2 separate regions of the Homo sapiens genome follow, and region 1 is linked to region 2. A link is an interaction called in ENCODE POLR2A ChIA-PET data of the cell type or tissue named here. Cell type or tissue: Panc1. All regions are shown on one strand. Region 1 overlaps SMAD3 (SMAD family member 3). Region 2 overlaps SMAD3 (SMAD family member 3).

Evidence for each region. ChIA-PET counts read pairs that join two places held together with the same protein. Peaks named below come from ENCODE experiments on the same cell type or tissue, not always from the same donor. Only the 100,000 strongest peaks of a DNase experiment are listed, where the experiment ranks them.
Region 1: POLR2A ChIA-PET joins it to region 2 with 18 read pairs; 23 of 35 experiments call an interaction of 5 or more read pairs at or near these places.

Annotation. Positions count from the first base shown.
Region 1 is chr15:67,134,103-67,139,102 of GRCh38, reverse strand. The region is part of intron 1 of SMAD3 (SMAD family member 3); the gene reads right to left. Among named protein-coding and RNA genes, the nearest start is that of SMAD3-AS1, 10 kb to the left of the region's middle. RefSeq lists a cis regulatory region at 3,444-3,455 and an enhancer at 3,378-3,522. In Panc1, no CTCF peak of the experiment used is centred here; no DNase peak of the experiment used is centred here; H3K4me3 peaks cover 1,911 bases; H3K27ac peaks cover 5,000 bases.
Region 2 is chr15:67,068,094-67,073,093 of GRCh38, reverse strand. The region is part of intron 1 of SMAD3 (SMAD family member 3); the gene reads right to left. Among named protein-coding and RNA genes, the nearest start is that of SMAD3, 5.0 kb to the right of the region's middle. In Panc1, no CTCF peak of the experiment used is centred here; no DNase peak of the experiment used is centred here; H3K4me3 peaks cover 4,727 bases; H3K27ac peaks cover 4,917 bases.

The DNA of each region.
Region 1 (5,000 bases), 66 kb before region 2:
GCCTCAGATATGCCCAAGCCCATTTTATGGGGCAACGGAGAGCTAATATAAGGCACAATCTGTGTCTAAATGCATTTCCGACACTTCAGTCTCTCAAAGGTAATTTTGCAAATAGGCACAGTGAAGGGCTTTTGCTTTGAAGTGGGCTGGGAATCGGCTACAGTTCCTTAAACACTGATCAAATTCCACTAAAAGAGTAAAGAGAAAGCACATTCAAAGAAATTATATTTCATATCTTCCCTGATCAAGTCAACCAACTGCTTTGGAGGGTTAATGGGATGGTGTTTTCACATCTTCCAGGGAGGGGAGGAGGTGAGGGGTATTTATAAATTCTCAGCTGGACTTTTTGGTTAAAGCTGCTCTTATTGATCTAGACAAACACAAATTATGATGCCTGGCATGGCTTGTATATACAAATAGCCATGTGAAAACAGTCACAGGCCTAATTGAAGGAGACAGCAAGAAATCAAAGGAAGAAAGAAAGAAGGAACAAATGCCCAGACCCACAGAGCAGCATTCCAGCTGCCCAGAGAGGCTGAGCAGGGGCTTTTCCTTTAAGGGGAGATGGATGTTTACTTACACAGATGAATTCAGTTCCCCTGGGTTCAACTGTCCCAGGGAACCGCTCAGTACAGCGATGACTGGAAAGGAACAAATAGCTCCCCTCCCCAGCACGCTCTCCCCACACTCTGGAACCCTCTTCCGCAAATCCACTGCGATGGCAAGCAAGCTCCATCCTGGGGCCGGGGGAGGGGGGGTTCAGGGGAGGGGAGCAGGGTCCCAGAGCCCAGAACCAGGCAGAGGGCCCTGAGCGACGCCTCTGCTTCACCCACACAGGGGGTTTCCTACAGTTGCTTCCTGACATCCTAAGAGTCCACATCCCCACCCAGAGAAAGAGAAGCCCGGAGAAACTCTGACAGATCTCTGGCCAGCAACCCTGTGGACGGGTGGGGAGACGAGTTCAAGAAAGAGAAAAGACATGTCCCGGCACGGGGCTCCTACCTCCCCATCCACCATGCTTTCCGGTGTACCAGAGCTGCGCCTTTCCACGTTTGCCTAGGGTGCAGGCAAGACATGTTTGTGAAGTTGGGAGGTCACAGGGACGGGAGGGAGGGATTCTGATGATAAGGACAATACAGCCCTTCCTAGAAGTCCGAATTCTAGTACCTCCTATTTTCTCTGTCGCTAACAGAAGAGCCCTGGCAACACCCAGACAGAAGAAATCCAAAGGGAGGACAGTACTTTGCAAGCTTGTTTCAAACTCTTCAAGAAAGCACCAAGACATTTTGACCTGCCATTCTGACCCTATGGGCCTTCTGGCCAGATTACCAGAGAAAATTCGGCTTGAGAGAAATGATGCACCCCAAACAAAGCTGGTGATCAACAAAGGTAAAATTACCCACCAAAAACATTTGTTGAAAATAATAAGCAAACTGAAAAAGCACACTCCTTGCTACATTTAAAAACTGACCCTGAAAAAATCAAACCTCATAGAAAAAACTTCAACACAAAATAAAACTGAAAGCAACTAAAACTGCAGACCATGAAAGTCACTAACCAAAAACTGATGAAAGAATCCAACAACTCAGATATGCAAAATTTTACCCAGGACAATGGTGGAAAGAATGGCAGAAGCTAACATGAGTACTAACAGCAAGCAAGCCAACAGAATCAGAACCAAATTTTGTGGTAAAATGCACATGGGAAGGTAGTGATCCTAATGAAAATAATTTCAGTTTAAAAAAGCGAAAAGGAAGAACTTATGAAGGAACAGCTTCATATTGGTACACAGAAAATGGCTGTGGTACTAAATCAACTTGCAGTGCTGATATCACCTGGTTCAAGTGTTTATATCTGTGAACCAAATAGGAACATCTACTGGGAAAAAAAATGACAAAACAAAAAAACACCCTTGTCCTTTTTCAGAAAAGTGGTCAAAAGTCAAGCCTTGGCAAAAACCACAAACGCAGCCTGCTCCGTCTTACACTTCCCAGCTTCCTTGAAGGAACCAGGACTCCTCTGTTGAGCACTTGTCACCTTGCCTAGATCAGCACCAGACACCAGAAAGAGGTCAGACCCCAGCCTGATGAACTGGCATGGTGGGTAGACCACCAGGAGATGCCCAGCCCTGCCCATTGAGCTGACCTCAGGCAGGTGATGGCCTCTAACCACCTTGGGGACACATATCCTATGGTCAATGGGGCCTGTCTGCTACGAAACCTGAAGAGACCATGGTACCACTCCCCACCTGGAGAAGCCCAGGGATCTCCATCCTCTGCCCTTGGGGGGATGGGGAGAAAATATCTCTATAGGGTGGAGGTTGGGGTAATAGGGCAGTCAGCAATTTCACTCTTTACTTCTCCATGTGTTCTAAATTTTCCACAATAATTATATATTACAGTTATGTTAAAGTGGGGAGGGAAGCATTAAAGACAAAAGCCAAAACACCTGCTCTAAGAATAACTGACTCTGGGCCGGGTGCAGTGGCTCATGCCTATAATCCCAGTACTTTGGGAGGCTGAGGTGGGCAGATCACCTGAGGTCAGGAGTTCGAGACCAGCCTGGCCAACATGGCGAAACCCTGTCTCTACTAAAAAATACAAAAATTAGCCAGGTGTGGTGGTGCACGCCTGTAATACCAGCTACTCAGGAGGCTGAAGCAGAATTGCTTGAATCCGGAAGGCGGAGGTTGCAGTGAGCCGAGATTGCACCACTGCACTCCAGCCTGGGTGACAGAGCAAGACTCCAACTCGAAAAGAAAAAAAAAAAAAAAAGAATGACTGACTCTGGGATGTGTTTCCTCACATGAAAGGTTCAGATGACCCTGGGAGCTCAAGATGGCACAATCTTTAATGTATCTGCAATTATGCAGGGTTGAAAGTTCCAAGTTTTAAGTCAAAGGCAATGAATTTATAATTTTGAGATTTCAATTTGAGAGCAGTTAGGTTTGTTCTGTGATCTTGAATCACTGATCTGGCCTTGGATATTCAGCCTTCTTTTCCCAAAAGGTGATCATTTGCTTTGGTGGTTCAAACACATTGCAGTGGGGTTATTTGGCTTTACAAATAATACACTACAAAATTCTAGCTGGGAAGGACACACACCAATTTAAAAGAGAGTAAACACCTGTGAAACGGGAGCGAGAAGAAGGGGGAAGGGGTTGGAGTAACAGGAGGTCTTCAGCAGAAGGTTTTTATTTTTAGTAAAGAAAGAGATGTTACAAATACCTGATGTGAATATGGAAAATATTAACGTTTATTAAATCTGGTAGAATACCACTTGCCCGTAATTCAAATGTTTCACGTTTTTATAATACGATGAAAACACACACACATACCCCACCACCAACAGGCCAAGGCAGGGCAATGCTTCTGGCATCTTAGAGAGGGTGTCTGAACCAGCACAGAGGCAGAGGAGAAAATCAAAGTTCAAAGTACTGCTCTGGTATGTAAACACTGAGGAAATTCTTGGCCTGAGAGTATACACAGCAATGTATTAACTTGTCTTCTGAAATTTGTTATTACAGGGAAGAAAAGTTTTTTTTAAAAAAAAACAATTAAGTGGAAGGGAAAATGAAAACTATCATTTATTTATTTAGAGAGGGCCTACTTGGTACCAGGCACCCTGCAAGAAGTTTTGGCTCTCAAATTATCTAATCTTAACAATGAAAAAGGGTGTTTTGACCCCTTTCTGTCCCAGATGAGGAAACCAAGCTTCCAAGGGGCAAAGCCACTGGCCCACAGCCTCAAGCAGTCAGGGGACTGTGAAGGGGGCAGGCTGGGCCCGGGGGCTGCCCCTGGATTTTTGGTACAGGCTGGGACCCAGGGTGAGAAGAGCTCACTGGAGCTTATCTTTCTTACCCTCACTGGGGGTCACCCTCTCTCCCCTACAAACCCACGTTTTGCCCCTCTCAGTGCTAGAACCCAGATTGCTGACCCCTGGCACAGAAAGGAACCTTCCAAACACAGCTCTTCCCGGCCATCTTCTCTCCTGTGGCTCCAAAACCAGGCCAGCTCTGTCCCTAGCACCTGCCCAGCTCCCAGGACAAAGCCCCCAGTGACACCCCTGCTTCCACTCTCCCAGCACAGGACCCCCTGGGTACATCTCCCCAGCAGGACCCTGGGGGCTGAAGGGCAGCCAGCTTCGGTTCCAATCCCAGCCCCACCCCTCAGTGGCTCATCAAACATTGCCTCTTTAAACCTCAGATTCCTTGTCTGCAGAAATCTCTCAGCATTCTGTCTCACCTCTGCCGTGAGTGTGAGGGGCAACAGCACACATAAAGCTCCCAGAGCAGGACCTGGCACAGAGTTGCACGATAATAGGTTATCATTGGCAGAATGATCCTTGACAACTCCGTGTAAACACAGTTCTTCTCGATCCTGGACTTCAGAGTCTTTGAGAGCCAGAGTCGCGCCTTTAGTAATTTCCCAACACCCACAGTATGTGGTAGCAGAGGAGGAGGAAAGAAAGCCCAAGGGGCTGGGATGGGTCAAGTGTTTGCCAAGGAAAGGGAGCTGGAGAAGCTGGAGGTAGGGTCGCTGTAAGCCCTTTAAGGCACCCCGAGCGTAAGACAACACTGAAGCAAGGACTGTGAACTCTCAGCAGTGGCTTTTCTTAGTGCTGCTTGCTCTCTCACACACACCACTGGGGAAATGACATCACAGGGCCTCACCTCAAATAGGTCAGGGGAAACAGCATTTCAAAAGGCCTTTCCTGCATCTCTCCGATGGCTGGATGGCATCTTAAAGGCCCCGTTCATCTGAGCTTAGGGAATCGCAGAAGAGCTCCTGCTGCAAATACCAAACACTGACACACATTCACCACTCATTAACCCCAGGCCAATTTCATTCACAGAGCAGCAGATTCTCAATGTGCAGTGGTGGGTGACTGGCTTGGTGGGGCGTTGCAGGGGTTGAGCCTTGGAAATAACCAGGTTTCTTAAGGGAAGGGAGAAACCACCACTTTCTCCCTGTGGCACTCGGTAAGCACCAGCACATCTG
Region 2 (5,000 bases):
AGTGAACACATACAGCATTCTTACAACTCCAAAGAACCTGTGTTTCACAGCCAGTGGACTAGAAGCTACAGAAGGCACCAGGGACAGTATCTGCCTTATTCACTATTTTGTCCGCATTATCTGGCACAGAAATTAGCACCTGGTACGGCATTAAAGGAAGGCATAAAAATGAACTGGACAAGTTCTCTTGGAATTGTCTCGGTTCTAAAGCTTAGAACACAGTAAAATTAGAAACCAAACTTCTGTAGGGTGGGCTTAGGATGGCAACTTCCCACTGTTTCCAGGAACCATTGTGCTTGAAGATGGGAAGACTGAAGGCTCCATGGCTCAGGGACTTGTCAGAGGCCAACAGAAGGTCATACCCCTCCTTAGGGAGGAGTTAGTCCCATCCAACACTGCACCAGCCATTCACGTCTGCACATGGCTGGTGAACTTCCACCCCCTGCACATTCAGCAGGCTGCCATCATGAGCAGCCTTCTTGGGCAGTTCTCTTGCCAGCCAACCAACACTATGAGATGGGGATTTGGGGGAGGGAATGGAGTCTTTAAGTTTTGCTTTTGTTTTAATCAGTCAATATGGCAAAGGAGAAAAGGGCAAAAGTCAATTAGGACTATTGATGAGACTTGCTGATTAAGAAAACTGCATTCCAATCTTAGAGAACTTAATTGCAATTACAGGAAGCTGAAGGAGAGGTGAATAAAGGTGGGAGAATAAGGTTAACAGGAATGAAAGCTGATTCCAATTTGAAGCAAGCCCTGCTTGGTCTTATTTATTTCATTAAGGAGCTCACGCAGAATAATGGCTGTACTGTGCATCAAATGGCATTAAAATCTCCTAATAAATTAACAAGTAAAAATTAATGGTCGCTCAGTTCATTAAATCGTGTTAATTTTATTCCATTATAATAATACAGCAATCACATGTTTACATTATTAAACCAATATTTATTTTTTAACTCATTTAGTTGGATTCCTGATGTGATAAGCTTGAAACAAATTCTTTCAATTTCATCAACTTCTTGCATTTCTCATCAGAATTAAATGCGACTGTATTCATATTTTTCTGTTATTAAAATTGTCATTTAAAACTTCACCCTTGCAAAGACTTTTTAAAAAATATACCACTAAAAGCACCTATGTTCATTCAGAAACTCAGGCGTCTAGGATTTATTCTCAGCAAGTGTTAACTAGAGAAATGAGAAGCTAGGTCACACCGAAGCTTTGAATTTCAAAACAACCATCTGCAAGTTGTCCACTTTTCATTTATTTATTTATTTATTTTGAGACAGAGTCTCGCTCTGTCGCCCAGGCTGGAGTGCAGTGGCGCGATCTCGGCTCACTGCAAGCTCCGCCTCCTGGGTTCACGCCATTCTCTTGCCTCAGCCTCCCGAGTAGCTGGGACTACAGGCGCCTGCCACCAAGCTCGGCTAATTTTTTTGTATTTTTAGTAGAGACAGGGTTTCACCGTGTTAGCCAGAATGGTTGTGATCTCCTGACCTCGTGATCCGCCTGCCTCGGCCTCCCAAAGTGCTTGGGATTACAGGTGTGAGCCACCGTGCCCAGCCAAGTTGTCCACTTTTTATTAACACTCCCTGTCATATTCTGAGCTGATACATCTAAAGTCCCTGTTCCCACCAAGGAAACCTGAATTTCAGTTTGCAGTACTAACTTACTTTTTACTTCAAAGAGAAAATGCTTTACAGTGGAGTAAAATATAGCACCCAAGTCACTAGCTGTTCAGTGCCAGTTACAAGGTAACATATTTATAGCAGCACTCAGTTTAGTAAAAGAGGATAAAGACGTCCTCATTCTTATAGGGAACTATCCCCATGTACCAAAAAGTTCCCAACATCATACTGCAGTCCAAAAAGCTTCCTTTGGATAACCCTTGTCCCCTTCTTAGTTTTCCACCTCTCATGGGTTCTCCTCCTCTCTACACCTCCTCCCACAGAATTAACTGTGTTTCCACATTGCTGGGCACTTAGCACATTCCTCAGCTGCAGCTCATGCCTCATACCTTTGGGCAAGTCTGTCTCCCGCTCTAGACAGGGAGCTCTTTGAGTACAGGGACCCTGCTGTGGTCATTGTAGTATGTTCTCAACGAAGGACTGAATAATTCAATAATGAATGAATGATGCAGAATGAAGTATAAACGTAACATACCTGTCAAATTCTCTGGTTCACAAAACACTTCCACAGAACTTATCTCATCCTGACTTGACAGGTGCAGATATAAAAGCTGTGAAACTTAAATGGATTCCCAAATCCTTGCAGGTGGTAAAATGGCAGGTACAGGACCTGAATTTTGTGTTTTTTTCAGAAAAAAACAGATGCCTGTCATTATTTTATTTCCTAACATAGTGAATTCTACAATATTTAAAAGGCACATCAACGCCCGCCCCCATCAAAAATCATCCATACTAGATCTCATATTTCTACTGGTAGCTGGGAATGAGAAAGAGATAGCAGTTAGATACTCAAATAATGCCCTATTCATGTTTCCCTTACTGATGTGTAAGCTTCTCACAGGCTGGGAGCTTCTCAAACGTGTCTCTGCATCCTCCTCTGGTACCTAAAAAATTGACTCAGACATGGGAGGGTCCAATAAATATCAATAAATCAACAAAATCCAGCCCTGTAACAACAGAGGGGCTGTCTGCAAACATTCCACTCCCAGGTGCAAGCAGCATGTTCCAAGGTTCTAAATGTTCCCAGGGAACGTCAAGTGGCGCCTAGGTTCAGCTGCAGCTGAGTCAGATCCCTCATCAGCTACCTATTGTCCTGCAGGCACCTCCTCTTCTCAGGCCCTACGTGGAACTCCCCTAATCAAACTTAACAAGAGCAAAGAGATAATGGACCACCTCCCTAGCAGCTGGAAGGGGGCTTGCTTCCAATGGGCCACACGGGCATGGTGCTCTGAAGTGCAGCCAAGAGAAAAGGGAGGCCTCTACAGCCTTAGTAATAGGTCTATCCCCAGAAATCTGGAAAAGGCATGTTAAAGACTAGGATCTTTTTCCTTTCTCAAAGTGAGAGTACCCTGGCAAAAGTCAAGGAGATAATAAGAGGAGGCTACAGTAAAAGATCAGATTCGGTGAGGCGCGGTGGCTCACGCCTGTAATCCCAGCACTTTGGCAGGCCAAGGCGGGCAGATCACAAGGTCAGGAGTTCAACACCAGCCTGACCAACATGGTGAAACCCCGTCTCTACTAAAAATACAAAAATTAGCTGGGCGTGGTGGCGGGCGCCTGTAATCCCAGCTACTCGGGAGGCTGAGGCACAAGAATCGCTTGAACCGGGAGGCAGAGGTTGCAGTGAGCTAAGATCATGCCACTGCGCTCCAGCCTGGGCAACAAGGCAAGACTCTGTCTCCAAAAAAAAAACATCAGATTCACAGGGAGGGAGTAGATGCTGTGTGTCAGACCTAGTGTTTGCTTCAATTCTCCAATTTTCCACTGGACTGGGTGCTCTGACACAAGAAAGCCCAAATTCCCTTCCAAACAAGCAATGCTTTAAGCTTGGTCTAGCTCCCAACAACGAGGCCAAGGCATGGATTCCCTGGTGGAAGTACAAGCTACCAGTGTCTACCAGAAAACTAAGTTTTAAGTGTGCCGAGCTCCTTATTCCTCATATAACGCTCACACACCAACTCTCATTCAGCGGCAAATGCTTTGATTCCATTCTTATAAACTGGCAAGGAAGATACCTGCAGCTTTACTCAGGTACTCAAGCAGGTGAGGCATGAGAGGCTGTTATAAAACTTGTGTAAATTCTGCCAATCCTGCCAGACCTCAGAGTATCCTGACAGCCCCTTTGTTGGTGTATCTAAATGAAGCTCTTACCACTTCCTTGGCACCAATCTCTTTCACCTTCTTTATGTCGATAAGTGTGTATCACGCCAGCTCCCCTGATAATTGAAACAAGTCAGAGCTGGTGTCACAGAGAAGCAAGCCTGTGGTCTGGAAGTCCCTAGTATACAGCTCTAATTGCCAAATGTTGCTGTTGCTGCTCATGATTATATATTAGCCAAAACACACTTGGCTTAATCTCCTTAGACTGAGGGCTCCTTAAACCCCGGAGTCCAGATCTTGCAGAGTGTTTTTAAGCACCCAGTGACCAACCCCCCACACACAGGGGGAATGACTAAGTTAAACATTTTCCTTTCTCTACTTTCCAAACTAAAAGGCAGTTGTGGTGAAAGCAGACAATTTGACAAGCAACACTGCAATCTATGGGGCTTAGCAGACACATTGATATCACCAGCACAGGGCCAAACCAGCCACCTCCCCAAGACGTGGCCTTTAGTTTTCTGCCCACGACCAAAACAGCAGCAGCTGTTGCCAAGGGACACAAGGTGACCCAGAGGCGTGGGCACAAAATCCAAGGATGAAAATCCATTTTGTCTGGATCCACCCAAGCAACTGGGTTTCCCTAACTGAAAAAAAAGATGAAAAAAAAAATCTACTTTTGTATTCAGTCCTATCCAGGCAGGCAGAAGATGCCTCAGTCCTAACAAAGTCACGAGAAGGCCACAGGGCAGGTTGGCTTGAACTCTCAGAATCATCCAAAGCGTTCACACGTCTTAGGCTTCCAAAGTCTCAGCAGGACTTTGGAAGAGGAAAAGGCAGGCCAAAGGTATGGCCCCACAGAGGACAAACTCCTACCAAGGCAAGGGAAAGCAAGGCCTCTCTGCCAAGCTATCACCAGCCCAAAGATTAAAGAAGCAACCGCACATACAAAGATCCACAGGGCCCTCCCCAAGCTAACACAGCTTTAGCATTCAGCAAAGAATGTATTCAGGATCTTCAAAGTATAAAGCAGCATGGGGCAGCAGAAAGAGCACATTCAGGCAGAACCCCATGTCTATGACTCAAGCCTTTTCACCTCTCTCTTTTAAGGTTTCCTCTGCTTTAAAAATGTGATAATCTTAAGCCTAACAACCTTATCTACTTTCCATGGCTGGTTGCTTGCTTGCTTTCTGTCTTTTTTTGAGGACCTCAGAA